Linked DNA regions of Homo sapiens: region 2 is linked to region 1. Evidence: read pairs that join two places in POLR2A ChIA-PET (ENCODE). Cell type or tissue: OCI-LY7. All regions are shown on one strand. Links, peaks and the distances in the headings refer to the core of each region. The heading gives the core; the rest is flanking DNA.

What was found. ChIA-PET counts read pairs that join two places held together with the same protein. Peaks named below come from ENCODE experiments on the same cell type or tissue, not always from the same donor. Only the 100,000 strongest peaks of a DNase experiment are listed, where the experiment ranks them.
Region 2: POLR2A ChIA-PET joins it to region 1 with 16 read pairs; 10 of 35 experiments call an interaction of 5 or more read pairs at or near these places.

What each region holds. Positions count from the first base shown.
Region 1 is chr13:30,339,645-30,342,560 of GRCh38, reverse strand. LINC00426 (long intergenic non-protein coding RNA 426) reads left to right here. Exons shown (of 5, transcript NR_024464.2): 5 at 1,093-2,295. All of the region lies in intron 1 of LOC124903145 (a long non-coding RNA gene), which reads right to left. Among named protein-coding and RNA genes, the nearest start is that of LINC00427, 21 kb to the right of the region's middle. In OCI-LY7, for the core only: no CTCF peak of the experiment used is centred there; no DNase peak of the experiment used is centred there.
Region 2 is chr13:30,476,781-30,479,696 of GRCh38, reverse strand. It overlaps a transcript of HMGB1 not described here. Among named protein-coding and RNA genes, the nearest start is that of HMGB1, 12 kb to the right of the region's middle. In OCI-LY7, for the core only: no CTCF peak of the experiment used is centred there; a DNase peak (open chromatin) is centred at 1,656.

The sequences.
Region 1 (2,916 bases), core at 235-2,734:
TAGGTCATAATTGCTTAACTACAATGAAAAGTATTGATTTTGGAAAAGGCTCATCTTCCCAAAGAGGTTCACTTCAGGAGGTGAATTAATGTGCTCCAGGGACAGTCATGGAAAATGCTTGGCCACACTGGCCGTGTTCTGTAGCCAGGCATTGCTGAACAGTGCAGAGAAAGGCGCTGGAGGCAGACAGAGCTGGGCTGGAAGCCAGGCTCCACTTCATACCAGAAGTATGAGCCCGGGCAAGTTATTGAACTTCTACAGCTTAGTTTACGTAGCTGTGAAAATGGATGAATAATGCCTGCTTGTGCTGTTGTTAGGGAGGGGACGCCTGCTTGGAGGCGAGTATGCAGTAGGTGCTCAGTGAGTGGTGATGAGATAAAAAGCAATGCTGCTCATTTTCTATATTTCTCTTTTCATACTTATTGAGATTACAATGGAGAGAAGGGACACCAGCTTAAAAGAAAACATTTGCAAATCTGTTTCTGATAAATGGAAATGAGAGCAACTGTAAACCACATGAGTCTGTCCAGGACAGAAGAGAGTGAGTGAAGGAAGGCTTTCTCAGCTGGGTGGTTATGTGAGCAGCGCCTCTACTGCCTCTCTGTTAAGTAATTTATCTGGACATCTTGATTGATAATGATGTGGCACTAAAAAACGAAAAGGCATCACAAAACTGCAAACCCTCTGCTTGCACTGTGGGAATAAAATTGGTCACGAAAAGGTGATGGCCACAAAAATCTGGTGGCGGGGTGGGGGGCGGGGGGTGCGGGGAATAGAAAATCTTACATAATATCTATTCCTGTGTTATTTTTTTAAAATCAGTTTATACAGTCTAATTTTTAAAAACAAAAGCTAGATTTTAGCTCTTCTCAATCCAGTGATTTGAAATCAGCCTGAAGAGAGCAAGGTGCATTGAATTTGCTATGACATCAACCGAATTTGTCAATTTCATTTGGATTTCCAGAATGTCCAGTGCTAGGAGACTCATAAGTTGGAGAGAAACGGCCTGATTTATAGAAACTGAGCGAGACTCCGGACCACCTGATGCAGAGAAACCTGTGACCTGAAAAAGTCTATTTGTGTTTCCTCTAGGAATCTCGGCCAAGAAGACAGGGACAAGCTCCCAACTCTGACTACCCCTTTTACAGGGAAAAAAAAAAAATCCCGTGCCTTCTTTGCAGCAAGTGACAAATCCTTGTCATATCGAGATGGCTTTTCCTCCTCCTCTTCAAACATCTTTTAGCAGCAACAGCAGCTCAAGTAACTGGAATTATTTCAGAGTTAAAATGCAGGCTTTGTAGACCCTCTTAGACAGACAGATTCAATTTCAAAGGAAACTTCTTTGGCTGGGTACTCAGTGAGTGTTACACAGGGATTTGGGGAGTTAATATTCACTGTTTCTGTTGTTGGAGAAAAGGAAAGCAGAGTTGCTCTTTCTCATTACTCTCCCCAACGCACATCTGTTTCCTCTCGTATCTTGGAATTAGGAAGATGGAGGAGACTTAAGTGGTGACCCACCTAGCCTCCTGATGCATGCTGGGCTCACTTTAAAACTCCCAAAACAGATGGCAGTTGATCACGGTTTTAAAGATCCCAGCATAGACTTTCTGCAGCCTCCCTTGTTAGCCACTATCAGCGCTTAACATTCTGTCATCTGAATAACTCCTTAAAAATGATAGCAATGGTAGTAGAAATTTAAAAGGAACCTCCCAAAAAACATGCAAAAGCTTACCACCCCAGTAAATCACCCGCAACAATGTCGCAACAGTTTAAATTTACTGCAGAGAGAGCTGAAGTTTAGGAGACACAGCTTTATAATATTTTTGAGAGATAGTTGAGTGCAAATGAGTCCTGTTCCTCTTGCATCAGGGCCTGCTCCACTGAGTCATCCTGCCTTCAGAAGCTTCCAGCTAAGTGGCAGGCCCCGGCCATAGGCTCCCTGTGTCCCCAGCCTCCAGAGAACACACAATGTTCTCATCGCCCTTAGCTCCATTCCAGAAGGGGCCTGCAGTTCTGCAGCTTATCAGGGGTCTACTGGGAAGTGAGATGTCACTGTCCCTTTCTGGCCCTGCATTGTCTGTGAGTGGCTCTCCTGGATTAAGAGTTGGCAAAGTATGGCCAGTGGCCAGGACTGGCCTGCTGCCTGTTTTTGTTTAACCCGTGAGCTAAGAATAGTTTTTACCTATTTTAAGTAGTTGAAAAAAAAATCAAGAGAAGAATACTATTTCGTGATATGTGAAAAATCACATGAAATTCAAATGTAAGTGTCCATAAATAAAGTCTTACTGGAAGACAGCCTTGCTCATTTATTTCTGTCTCATTCGCTACTGTCTGCGGCTGCCTTCACGCTACAATGGCAGTACTGAGTAGTTGTGACGGGCACTGTATGACAGCAAATCCTAAAGTATTTGCCATCTGGCCCTTCACAGAAAAAGTTTGCTGACCCTGGCTTTCGAGCCTCTCATCACTTTGGGATTCATCTCTTTACTTTCCCCAGAGTGAGGGAGGCAGTAACGTTCCTCGTGAGTGCTTAGTCCTTGCTCCCAAGGCAATAAACCCCCCAAAACCCCTCTCTTTCTGCAGTCTTCTTGTTGGCTTGATAGTGGTAGGGCTGGTTCAGCCAAGGTCACAGTTGGAGGGCAGGAAGGGGGTACAGCGAAGGACGACGGGGGTGTCTTCTCTAGTCCTGTTTGCAGCAATCTTTAGAATGCAAAATAATTAAGAAGAAACTGCTGTTTTTTGGCTGTGGGATGCAATTCGAATTCTGGAAAATTAGAATCAACAGAACGTGGGATGTGGGAGTCCAGGACAACTCCCCTGTTTTGGCTGTGTTTGGTGCCATGTGTGGAGGTGGGAGAGATGGGAGAAAGAAGAGGTTTGGGCAGGGGGAGGGAAGAATCAAGATTCTGCTTTGAA
Region 2 (2,916 bases), core at 253-2,752, 140 kb before region 1:
GGCTCAGAGAGGTTCATTCACTTTGCCCAAGGTGACACAGCTAGTAAGCACCAGGACCAGGATTTTAAACTTAGAGGTGTCCGGTTCCAAAGCCTCCATTCTTAACCACAAAATAATAAATGCCAGAACAAAAGAAGTGAAAAAAAGAATTCAAAAACTCTTGTGACTTAAATGTTACTGAAGTTGGTGTGAGGGGAGAGGAGAAAGGGGAGTCAAAAACAACTGCTAGAATTTGAGCCAGTGTGGGAATTCTGCAGGTAGTGAAATCGGAAAGAGGTAAGGTTTAGAGGGCAAACTGGAGAGCTTGCAAAACTGGTGAGTGGTGGGAATAGGAGTCTGAAGTCCAGGATACAGCCTGGGGCTGGAATGGAAATCAAGGGTCATTTACATAATGACAGTGTTTAAAACGCCTCTAAGAAGAGTTGGTCACTGAGGTCTTAAAGAGAGCAGAAGAGAAGCAAAGATTCGGACTAAGGTCCAAATTACAGGGAAAGAATGAATAGCTATTAGAGAAGACACATCAATAGTGACAAGAGGTAAAAGTTTAGAGCTATGATAAATGTGCATATTTATCTTTACAGGGAATATTTCCCCATAGGGAACAGTTTCTAGAGTAATGCTGAATTTGTAAAATTATCTGAATCTTTGAGTCCTCTAGTAGCACATTTCTTCTCTTAGAAATTGGGATTTGGCCCAGCTATTTGGGAGGCTGAGGCACGAGAATCGCTTGAACCCGGGAGGCAGAGGTTGCAGTGAGCTGAGATCGCGCCACTGCACTCCAGCCTAGGTGACAGAGGGAGACTCTGTCTCAAAAAAAAAAAAAAAGAAAAGAAAAGAAAAGAAAAAAGAAATTGGGATTTGGGGGCTGGGCACCGTGTGGCTCATGCCTATAATCCCAGCACTTTGGGAGGCTGAGGTGGGAAGATCACTTGAGCCCAAGAGTTTGAGGCTGCAGTGAGCTATGATTGTGCCAATGCACTCCAGCCTGGGCAACAGAGCAAGAACCTGTCTCAAAAAAGAAAAGAAAAAGAAAGCAAAGATTATCTTCCATCAGAAATAAATATGATTAACATTTATTAGTATATTCTTTCAGTCTTTTCTGGATTCATACATACTCTTTTTCAAACAGGGATCCTTCTGAAAATAGTTTTTCTCACAAGATATTGTGTATATTTTTGCAAGGCATTCAGTTTAGTATTCATAAGAATTTGATAGTGTTATAATGATAATAATGCATCATAAAGGCAGATTAAAATGCATTTAGCCAAACCTCTCATTGGACATCTAGGTTGTTTCCACATTATAAATAATGCTGCAATTCATAATTTTTTTAATTAAAAATAATTCTTTTTAGAGACAGGGTCTCACTCTGTCCCCAGGCTGGAGTGTGTCTATTCACAGGTACAATGACAGCTCACTGCAGCCTTGAACTCCCGGGCCCAAGTGATCCTCCTGCCTTGGCCTCCCAAAGTACTGGGAATACAGGAGTGAGCCACCATGCCTGGCCACTTTTTACTTATTTCTGAATATTTCCTAGAAGCAAAATCACTGGTCAAATGCCATGAGTGTGTTCAATGCAGAGTTCATTTCTGAACATGACTATCAATTTGCTGGTAGTACTTATGTTAGACTGTAGTGAACCATGCTATCTCTTTCCTACTTCCTCATTTCCATTCTTGTAAGTCAAAAGGAAACCTTACAACAAGGATCAACAGCAACCTTTCAGAAAAAGCATACACGTTTTTTGTTGTTGATTTTTTTTTTCTTTAACACCTTCAGGTATGGGTTAGCAGTCACCCTCTGTTTACCCTTACAAACCGCTTTGGGCACTCAGTGTTTTTTAAACAAAGAGGCCTGGTAACTTGGATGGTAAGGCTGTCTGTCCCAACCGGTCCAGCTCCTCACTGGCAGAGGGACTTCTGCATTTCCAGCCTGTGATTTTAGTTAGAGGCAAATCCAAGGTGGGGAGCCTCACTCAGGTGAGGAAGATATTTGTCAGGTCTGCTAGGATTTCTCTCCCAGGCTTCAGAAATTTGCAAGCATCTTTGCATTTCCTGGCATTCTCTGGCCTGGAATGCTGTTTTTTGTCTTGGGCCTCCCTGGCAGAGCAAGGCAGTCCCCTTTTCTGTCTTCAGAGCCTTTCTCTGGGCTTGGGACAGGCCCACTGTGTTGGCACAAGCTTCATTTGGTCTGCTGGGGAGCTTGGCTGCAGGCTCTGGGTGCTCGGCATCTCCCCTGGCTGCTCCTTTCTGTCCTATTCAATCAGCCTCAGCACCTGCACTTGTCAGTTAGGCCTGATGTTACCCTGGATGGGAAATGGAACTTCTTTACTGTTGCTCTAATTCCATGTTTCACAAACCGCAGGGCCTATGGATGGATTGGGAAGTAAATTTAAAATGTGAAGGAAAAAAAAATCGGAGTCCATCGCAACAATGGTAGGTATTGTTTCATTAAACTTTTTTCAGATTTTATATATGCAAACTGTAAGGGTCCTATTCAAAGACCTTGAAAGCCAAGAATGTGAACTGTGCATTTCAAACGTATGTCAGTATTCCTATGGGGCTGTGATGCATATTTAGGTGGGGAAATGTGATACCGTTTTTATTTTATTAGCTAGGCTAATAACCGCAAGATCATATGGCTTTAGTGGAGAAAACACAAGGCTTTGGACTCAGAACTGGGTCAATATTGTTGCTAACTAGCTGTGTGACCTTGGACAATTCAACGAATCTCTCTGAGCCTCCCTTAGTATTGCCTGTAAAAGACAGATAAGCATCCTGGCCTTATAGGATTACTGTTAGGATTAAACAAAATCTTTTTTTTTTTTTTTTGAGACAGAATCTCGCTCTTTTGCCCAGGCTGGAGCACAGTGGTATGATCTTGGCTCTCTCTAACCTTCGCCTCCTGGGTTCAAGT